Linked DNA regions of Homo sapiens: region 1 is linked to region 2. Evidence: read pairs that join two places in POLR2A ChIA-PET (ENCODE). Cell type or tissue: HepG2. All regions are shown on one strand. Each heading gives the region's core, and the rest is flanking DNA. Links, peaks and the distances in the headings are about the cores only.

The links. ChIA-PET counts read pairs that join two places held together with the same protein. Peaks named below come from ENCODE experiments on the same cell type or tissue, not always from the same donor. Only the 100,000 strongest peaks of a DNase experiment are listed, where the experiment ranks them.
Region 1: POLR2A ChIA-PET joins it to region 2 with 8 read pairs; 2 of 35 experiments call an interaction of 5 or more read pairs at or near these places.

The regions. Positions count from the first base shown.
Region 1 is chr14:31,628,998-31,633,955 of GRCh38, reverse strand. All of the region lies in intron 4 of NUBPL (NUBP iron-sulfur cluster assembly factor, mitochondrial), which reads right to left. Among named protein-coding and RNA genes, the nearest start is that of NUBPL, 70 kb to the right of the region's middle. In HepG2, for the core only: no CTCF peak of the experiment used is centred there; no DNase peak of the experiment used is centred there.
Region 2 is chr14:31,577,609-31,582,566 of GRCh38, reverse strand. The region is part of intron 3 of NUBPL (NUBP iron-sulfur cluster assembly factor, mitochondrial); the gene reads right to left. Among named protein-coding and RNA genes, the nearest start is that of NUBPL, 19 kb to the right of the region's middle. In HepG2, for the core only: no CTCF peak of the experiment used is centred there; a DNase peak (open chromatin) is centred at 2,136.

The DNA of each region.
Region 1 (4,958 bases), core at 522-4,521, 51 kb before region 2:
GAACCCTAAGCAGGTGGGATACTGACAAAGTGATCCATGGCTAGAAAGGCAACCAGAACGGCAATTATATCGAAAATTGCATTATATAAGAAAAAGCTAAAGACCTAAAGTTGTTTTTCTGAGCTCATCACAGTGTGCAAATATTTCAGAGGTTATCAAAGGAAAAAGAATTAGGTGATTCTCATGAGGACAGGACTAGGAATAATATGTGAAAGTTATTAGGAAGCAAGTTTTTGACCAAAATAAGGAAAAACCAGTTAATAAATAGAGCTGTCATGGAACAACAAAATCTCCCTCAGTGTTGATGCCAGACCATTATTTATAATGCATTTGTGGATTCTGTAACTCTGAATATCTACAACGAGCAAAAGCTTTGCATAATAAAATCACTGAAGGTAATCAGAAGATCCTGGTTCTTATGTTGGCACTTCACTAATAATGCGCGTGACTGAATCTCAATCATTAAATAAGCTATGTGACTGTATCTAAATCTCATCAGTAAAATAAACTTGCAAAGATCTCTCCAAGCTCTAAAATGTTATAAAACTACGACTAATTTCTACTCAGTTATTAAAATGCTCAAATATGTTTCTGAAATTTTTTAAAAGTGTTTTATTTTTAGAATACGTTATATGTTTGGTGATAATCTGTGGTTATGTGTGGTAACAGCACCACTGCACCATGCAACCCACCTCGGCTGCCAGTTGCAAGAGGTGAAGGTGGTTTGAAGATACTGCTGCAGAGAGGTAGGTCAAAGGCCATGCACTATGCACCTAAAAACAGGACTGAATTTCCACAAACTGAGTGGCATACACAGCCAAAGATGCAAAGCAGCAGCATCTTTCCTGGATGCTCCAAATTTGTTGCTAATTACCAGATATCACCCAGTAAATGTTCACCCATTCTGTTTATAGCAAAGAATGCCTCACACTGAGCTTCCTCTAAATGACTTACAGAAAGTCTGAATTAAACCTAAAATTACCCATCCATGTCTATTAATAATTTAAAAGTAGAAATATGTAAAATATAGATTAACATATAAATATTTGCCACTACTATGCTTCAATGTTAAATAAACCACTTTTATGGACGTGAATATTTTCTTCTTTCCCTATGGATACTTTTCTTAAAATACAGTGTGGATTATGGAGTATCTAAATCCTGACCTATTACTACAATGGGCAAACTTGATTAATTTTTAATATCACCAGCTTTATCAATAAAATAACAGCATCTGCTGATGAGTTTAAACAACTCTGGATAATTTAACATTATTTCTTCTTGCTTTCATCAGTTCTTCAGAACATACATGGAAGACTACTTTGGGAGTATTAGAAAGGCAAGAAAATAATAATCTATAAACTATTTTTTCTCTCATTTCAAACTTTGTGTATCTTGAAACACCTGTTTCTAAAGGAAAGGGGCCAGGCAGCTACTCCAACCTAGCTGTCTTTGCCAAATATTTCCAACTGCCCCTCCAGTTCACTCTGCCCGCTGCCGCCCCAGGGGTTTCTATACAGACTGCCTCAAAAGCAGGAGATCAGAAAGAAGGAGGAGAGGGTGGTCAAGGAATTTAATTTCCTGGCTTCCTCTCTGTAGGGTAGCCCCAGGCTGGCTAGGTCCTCCACCAAGTGTCATTGTTCCTCCGAAGGCAGACATCTCTACAAGACTCTCTCTCAGATTTGGATACTCCTTCCCCCCAACTCTTCAGGTGTAGGGACAGTAAACTGCTCCAGTATTGCTCATCAGTTACTATCCTATCTGTTGTTGTTTCCCTACACTTCTCCCACATCTTGTAAATAGTCCCTCTCAAATTATTCTGAATATGCTATGTGTTTTGGTTGGAAAGTAGCCCCAGGAAACAACCGTCAAAATGAGATTGAGATTAATCTAGAAACTCCAGGATTATCTCCATGCTGGGAGGAAATGGGAACACAGGTACTGATTCATTATTATACAACTTAGATGAAGGGCAACCCTAAGAGTTTGAGGAGTATGATGATTAATTTTTATGTCACTTTGGGCCACCGTATACCCATAAATTTGGTTAAATATTATTCTGGGTGTGTCTGTGAGGATGTTTCTGGATGAGATTAACATTTGAATTGGTAAACTAAGTAATTCAGGTTGCCCGCCTTCATGTGGGTGGGCATCATCCAATCCATTGAAGCCCTGAATAGAAAAAAAAACGGGGGTGGAATAAGGGAGAATTCACTCTCTGCCTATCTTTGAGCTTGGATGTCGGTTTTCTGCCTTTGGACGTGGACTTGGACTCAGACTGGAATTTACAGCACCTAAAACTTATATCATTGGCTATACTGGTTCTTAGACCTTTGGATTCATACTGGAACTACACCATTAGCCCTTCTGGGTCTCCAGCTTGCTGAATGTAGATCTTGGGACTTAGCCTCCATAATTATGTGAGCCAATTCCTTATAATAAATCTCTTTGTGTGTGGGGGGTGGGGTGGGGGTGTGTGTGTGTGTATTATTGGTTCTATTTCCCTGGAGAACCCATACTAATACAAGTGGCTATGGCACTTAATTGCTATAAAAACAAACGTGATTATACAGATGATGGATTCATCTGACTTTTTAGTGGTGTAGAGAATACATAGAGGGAAAAAAAAGTAACAGCTATAAATGGAGCTTTGCTCCTGGCCATAAAAGAGCAACAGAAATGGGACTTAACCCCTGAGTAGCCCCCCAACCCACACACACACAGACACCTGTAAAAAACTAGAAAACTGGACAAAACATAAAAACTATGTTTTAGACATGGAATTACAGCAGGGAAGACTATAACTCCTGAAAAAAGAAAAACAAGTGAGATGAGCTCTATGACTGCCCCAGTTTATTGTCCTGGAGACAGCTTCCAGGCTGAAAAACAGGGAGGGAGAATCCAAACAGAGCCCATTCATCTTGGTGAGTTGAGAAAAGAAAATGAGAGTTAGGGGAAGCCAAGGCAGCTGGAATTTATGGAGCAGAATACTGGGGAGAAAGGAGACATAGAGAGAGAACTCCCCACAACTGCAGAGGGGTCCTGTGGAGTTTTCACATGAATGAGAAAAATTACCCAATGGTGGGGAAAGAATCACTGGAGATACAAGCTGTATAATTCCCAGAGATTGCACACAGCTGAGAACAGTTTATGTTCCCATCAGTCAAAGGGGAAAGATCTCACAATACATGGAGCATTGGGTAGAGAGTCATTAGAAAGATATTGCCTTAGTAAAGGGGTAAATTAGCCCTTGACACTAAAGGCTGCTCTGGACCCACCCAAGGAAGCTCAAAAGCCTCAAAATAACCAAACTGATTCCAGGTAACTTAAATGCATACGACAGAAACTGGAAAACTGTTCTATAAAGGGGCAGATGATAAATATTTTAGGCTTTGAAAGAGGTATATGGAGGGACTTCTAGAACTAGGCAGAGTGTGTCAAGATATTCATGATCTATAAATGTCAACAAGAACACATAATCATCTTACACCAAAGACTAGGTCACCAACTAATGGCATTCACTGATTAGCCTAGCCTAATCAATATCCCCCAGGACTGAACAAAATCACATTCGAATAAAGAATAAACAAATATGTGGGGGGATCTATTGACTATCTTCCCAAAACCATTCCCATTTATTAGATAAATAAACTAAGGCTTTGAGAGTTTAAGTCAACTTGCCCAAAATAAACACAAAGGTAATAGTACAGGTTACAATCAGGATTTTACTACAATTCTCTCCATCTCTAATGTCCATGATAACCACAATACCTTATTGTCTCTCTTTTCACAAGTCTTTTGCTCTCCCAGTCTAATGGATAAATTTCATCACAGCATGCTACCATCTTAATTAACTCATTCTCTGTTGCTGTTCATTATTTGTAATAATAGAGAAAGGCAGTTAACATTTATGGAGCACCTTTAAATGTATTATTTCACTTAATTTTCAGACTGTCTATGAAATGTGCTCTCAGAATTGCAGGTTGGGTCACTCTGACTCCAAAGCCCAAGATCTTTCCAGTACACCATGCTATCTTAATAGCACAAATCATGGGCCTTAGAATGGTCCAAAGAAAAGAAGTACGAGAAAAACGATGTCACAAACCACAGAATGACAGGAAGAGGGAAACTGAGGATAGGTATTTGTCTGGGAAGGGAAAAGATTAATTGAGAAGTATGACATGTTCTCTTTGTACCTCGGCATATATCATTTCTCCATTTTTATAAAGGTCTAATTTAATTCTATGATCTTCATGGAGCCACTCTCTACCTCCCCATTCGTCAGTCTTGTCATTCTCTGATCTCCTATATATTATTTAAAGCAATTATGTGATAGCATAAAATACATTATACTGCTATATCTGTGTGTTTATTAATCAGGCTACAAGTAGCTTGAGGACAACTTTTGTATCTTATAGACTATATTCCAACATGACTCCACTGTCTTAGTTAATTATCACTTGGTACATTTTTGTAAAAATAGAAGTTTTACAAAAATAGGTTATCAATTCCAGCCACCTTAACATCACTATAATAAATAAAATGAATGAAAAGGAAAGACCTAGTTCAAATCTCTCCAGAACTTTTTTTACAATGTGCCGTGCCTAATAAGGTATTTCCTGACATTAGACACAAACTATTTTACAGCACTCACTTCCACATCACTTTAATAAAAGGAGAAGAAACAAAAATGAAGTCAGTAATTTCCTGAGATCTATAACAAGGATTACTAACCTAGAAACCAAGAATTCTGACTTTTGATTAAAGAACTTTCCATTAAACAAGCAATTCTCCAAATATGGTTGGTTATTGGCCCTTTCTCTCTGGAGATCCCCAAGAATCTTTCAGATGATCCAAGAGGGTAAAACTATTTTTATAATTCTACAAAGATATTATTTTGGGGGGTGGGAATATAGTATTTGTTTTTTCACTGGGCTGACATTTCCACTGATGGTTCA
Region 2 (4,958 bases), core at 529-4,528:
AGGGAAAGTTCTACTCCAGTGTTGCTGCAAACATTCCTCTTGTTCCAAATATTTCCTCCACCCCCATTTCACCCCACAAGAGTGGTCTGATCCTTCTTTTGAAACTTAATCCTTTGGAAAAGAAAAGAGACCAGTAGTCTAACTAAAAAGCCTCTCTGCTGTTAAAAAAAAAAAAAAAAAGTACACAAATTTTCCTGAAAACATCCTTCCCCTGGATAGGTGCCACCCTTAGTCACACACAGCTGGTGTTTGCTCACTAGAATACTCCATTCATAAACAAGCCCCCTTTATCCTATTATCTATTAATTTTATATTTACATATAAATTAATTTTTACATAATTAATCCTATTATCTATGGCATCTACTAATTTTCAAATTGTCCCTACTATGATAAAATTTATATGTGTGACTTTTGAAAACAGCCATTCTAGCCAGTACCCAATTCACCTTGACACTAATTTATTTTTTTAATTTCTTAGAGAACTACTAAAAAACAAGGCTTACCACTATTTCAAGCCAATGAAAGTAAACGAATTGACTAACAAAATAACAAGCAAATAACTGCTTAAAACTAATGTGCTATATCAATTAAAACATTAAAAATCAATGCCAACTTTTAAAATTTTATAAATTTAGCAATTTGTGTACATCTTAGAATATATGTATTCCTTTATCATAACTTTAAATTGTACTAGTTAAAAGGCCACTTTCTCAAGTCTACTCTTACTTCTGAGGTAAACTTACCCAGTTTCATAACTTTAAAAACCACCTATACTATGCTGACATCCAAATTTAAATCTCCAGCCCCAACCTCTCCTCCAAGCCCCAGACTTACTCAACATATCCACCTGGGTGTCTATCACGCGTTTTACATTTAACATGTGTAAAGGAGAACTGATTTTTAACCCCTAACCTCTCCTTCAAGAGTCTTCTCCATCCCAGGAAATTTCAATACTATTCACATAGTTGCTAAAAGCAAAACCAAAGAACCTAAAAAGAAGTGAAATTTGAATATATGCTACAACATGGATGAACCTTGATAACAATTTGCTAAGTGAAATAAGCCAGACATAAAAGGACAAATATTATATGACTCCACTTATACGAGTTGGAACAGTCAAATTCATGAGACAGAAAGTAGATTAGTGGTTACTAGGGGCTAGGAACAGGAGAAAACGGGGAATTATTATTTAATGAATAGAGTTTCAGTTTGGAATGATAAGAAAGTTCTGGGGATGAATAGTGAGGATGGTTACACAACGTTAATGTACTTAAGGCCACTGAATTGCACACTTTAAAATCATTAAAATGGTCAGTTTTATATTATGCATATTTTACCATACCAAAAAAAAAAAAAAAAAAAGAACCATCTCTTTCCTTCACCATCCACATCCAATTCATCAGCAAGTCCTCCTGGCTCTATCTTCAAAATATCTTTGGAACAGATGTACTTATCACTACCTCTACCACCATAGTCCAAGCTATCAACTTTAGCTTACACACTGGCATTAGCTACTAGCTAGTCGTCTTGTTCTATTTTTATTCTCCTATACTCTATTCTCTACATTACAGCCAGATCCTTTTAAGGAGTAAATTAGACTGTCACTGCCCTGGTGAAAAACCCACTACACTGTACACAGAAAAAAATCCAAATTTCCACCACGGCTTATGAGGCTTTGCATGACATGCCTCTATCTACCTTTCCCCTAGACCACTCCAATCACATGGACCTTCTTCCTGTTTATTCTGTTCATGAGGCTTTCCTCCCATTTATAAAAACACTTCATATAATCCAAGTTGATTCTACCTCAGGGCTTTTGCTCTTCCTGTGGCCCAATTACTCAATTCATTCAGATGTCTGCTCAAATGTCATGTCTTCAGAGATCTCCTCCCTGACATCCTTATCTAAAATTGCACCTCCTATCACTTTCATTTTATTTTTTATATTTTAGAGATGGGGGTCTCACTCTGTTGCCCAGGCTGTAGCACAGTGGTGTGATCATAGCTCACTGCAGCCTCGAACTCCTGGGCTCAAGTGATCTGCCTCAGCCTTCTGAGTAGCTGGGACTACAGCTGTACGCCACCATGCCCAGCTACTTGTTGTTGTAGAAACGGGGATCTCACTATGTTGCTCAAGCTGGTCTCAAAGTCCAGGCCTGAAGTAATTCTCCCAGTTCAGCCTCCTAAGTTGCTGGGATTAAAGGCATGAGCCACAGCACCCAGACCTCCCATCACTTTCTACATCCTTACACTTTTTTATTATTTTTTGTAACCATTATAACCACCTAAAAGTATATGTTTATTATGTCTCTTCCAATACACTTAAACTCCTTAAGAACAGAAACTTACACATTTTACCACTACATCTCTAGGACTAAAAAGAGCACACAGCACATGTAAAGTACTCAGTAAAATCTTGAACTAATTAATAAAATTATCCTTATTTGTAGAAGCACTGAGTATTATATCCTTGATTTTCATTTCATATAAATAGCCTTTATTGGACATTAAAGGAAAGCATGTTATTTGAAACAACCAAGAGGCAAGCCTCAATCATCTTAAGTTCCCATTTTGCCTTTTCAATCAGGGTCAGACCTTGAAAATGGAACAAATCCTTCACAGTGCAATCAGTGTGGCTCACAAACCAAAACTCTATCAATATGAATTTCACCTCAATTTTTTAAATTAACTAATTAAGAAACATTCTTCTATCAGCACCAGGTAACACCCTAGATATTAATAGTTTCTGCTCAGATCTTCCTCCTCTGTGCCCCACTTAAGGGAACAGGAGGGACTGCCAAAATATGGACATCTAAAGATTACCGTAAGACTTCTTTTCCCTAGCTTTAGCTACGGACTGGTGATTCTGGAAAATGTGCTATGAGATGTCTGCAAAATAAGAATAATTAATGCTTTAATTGCTCACAGATGCTTTTAATTTTTATGTCTGACACCACCACTGAAACTGCATTTCACTTGGCAATGACATACTAAAATACTACCCATGTCTTCATTTCTATGACAAGTTCCTTTCCATCACTAAGTAGGTAAACGGAAAATTAGCATTTGTTATTCTGTTGCATATATCAGCTTGGGGGCTAACAGACAACATCAGAAACCAGTGGAATTATGCCTATCCAGAATGATAGTTTTCATTAACGTTTCTTGGCCGGGATACCCTTCAGCTGCACACAATGTTTTAAATAGCCTAATAGAAACATGATACAGATATCCTTTTCCTCCTTAAGTAAGCTGTATTTTTAATCATTTTTAAAGAAAAAGCGTATGTGGAGAACAGGATTAGACGCATTGGTCATCCTTTATTTAAGCCACCCCAAATAGCCCAAAGGACAACTAGAGCCTTCATCAGTTTCCATGGTGACTGGCAAAGGGCTCCATCACACTCCAGATAACATTCCAGCACAAATTTGAGAGCAAAGGCTTTTCCAGGGTTTGGAGAAGGCTTATGCTTCCTTATCTACTCAGAAAAAAGTGAAACAGCAACCCTATAGCCATGCAGGGAACCTAGACTTCCTTCAAAGACTACCTGAGTACTTTCCTTCCTTAATTCAAGAATGTTACATTGTTTAAGAGCCACAGGCAGTAATCTAACTCGTCAGTTATTGCTCTGAGAAAATCCTAGCTTGTTATTTGTCCTGACAGTAATAAAATCATCTTTTAAAGCAACAGTAGGATACAGTTCTTCCTCCCAACTCAACTGAAAAATAGGCGGTTGTACTTTATCATTCACTGAATTACAACAAGCTGCCCGCTCTCTTTAAGTGGCCATTTTAAGATTTTTACAGAAGTACAAAGGAGACTTATGTCCTTTTGGAAGACAAGAGAGAGAGACTTTCTGAAGAAGCTTCTTCAGCAATCCATTTTCTGTAAAATTAGTTGATGTGGTTAATTTGGCAAAGCATTTGAGAGATGAAGGAGAAAGCAAGAACATGGTGAGAGTTTCAAGCTTATAATGAGTTTTGTCTTATTACATCAGCAATATATAAAGGTTCTTTAAAAGTGTTTTCCCTTTCATCTGAACGCTCATTGACCCATTTCTGCACAGTGGTGCTGACCCAAGCCCTTTCACATAGTGCAATTGCCAAAAGTGAACCATCACACATTCCTGACCAGAAAGAAACAGGCTGGAATGAAATCTGTCACGTGAAATATTTCACAGCCAAAATTAAAGCTTTAAAATGCCACAACCGAAAACAAAACTGTTCTGATTTCAATTCTCAGAGCCCTTAATCTTACCAAAGCTTGTTTTAAATCTAATACTTGCCCACTTTCCTAAATTTTCTGGCATATTAGAATAAGAGTTCAAACAAGTTTTTGGGGTTTTGCTGTATATGTTTTAACTGAAATAAAAATGTTGAAGCACAAGATATAAACTCCCTTACCTAAAACCTTCTCTAAGCATAGTTCTCCCAAGTCAAAATGATTCCTTGGTAATATTATGGACATTTTAGAAAACCCAGTAATGCATTCAAAACTTTGGAGAATTCTGCCAAAGTGTAATCTGTTTTCAATCACTTACCATTTACTGAGTTCATAACAACGGGCCAGGCAATAGTGGCAGATGATTTAAGACGCAGTCCCCGACCTTGTGAAAGTCATGGTCACTCTAATGGCATGAGATAAACATATGAACCAATAGAGGAGGAAATGACATTACTTGAAACCACTAAGGTGGCTCCACAGAGGAAGTGACATCCAATCCAAGACCTGAAGGATGACAGGAGCTGGGCAAAGAAGGCAAGGAAGACAGCCAGTGTAAAGGAGCAGTGCCAACAACATCAAGTACAGAGTGCAAAATTAGGCAGAATCCAACCCTTAAGAACTAAGCCAAGCAGCCAGGTGCGGTGGCCCATGCCTGTAATCCCAGCACTTTGGGAGGCCAAGGTGGGTGGATCATGAGGTCAGGAGTTCGAGACCAGCCTGGCCAACATGGCAA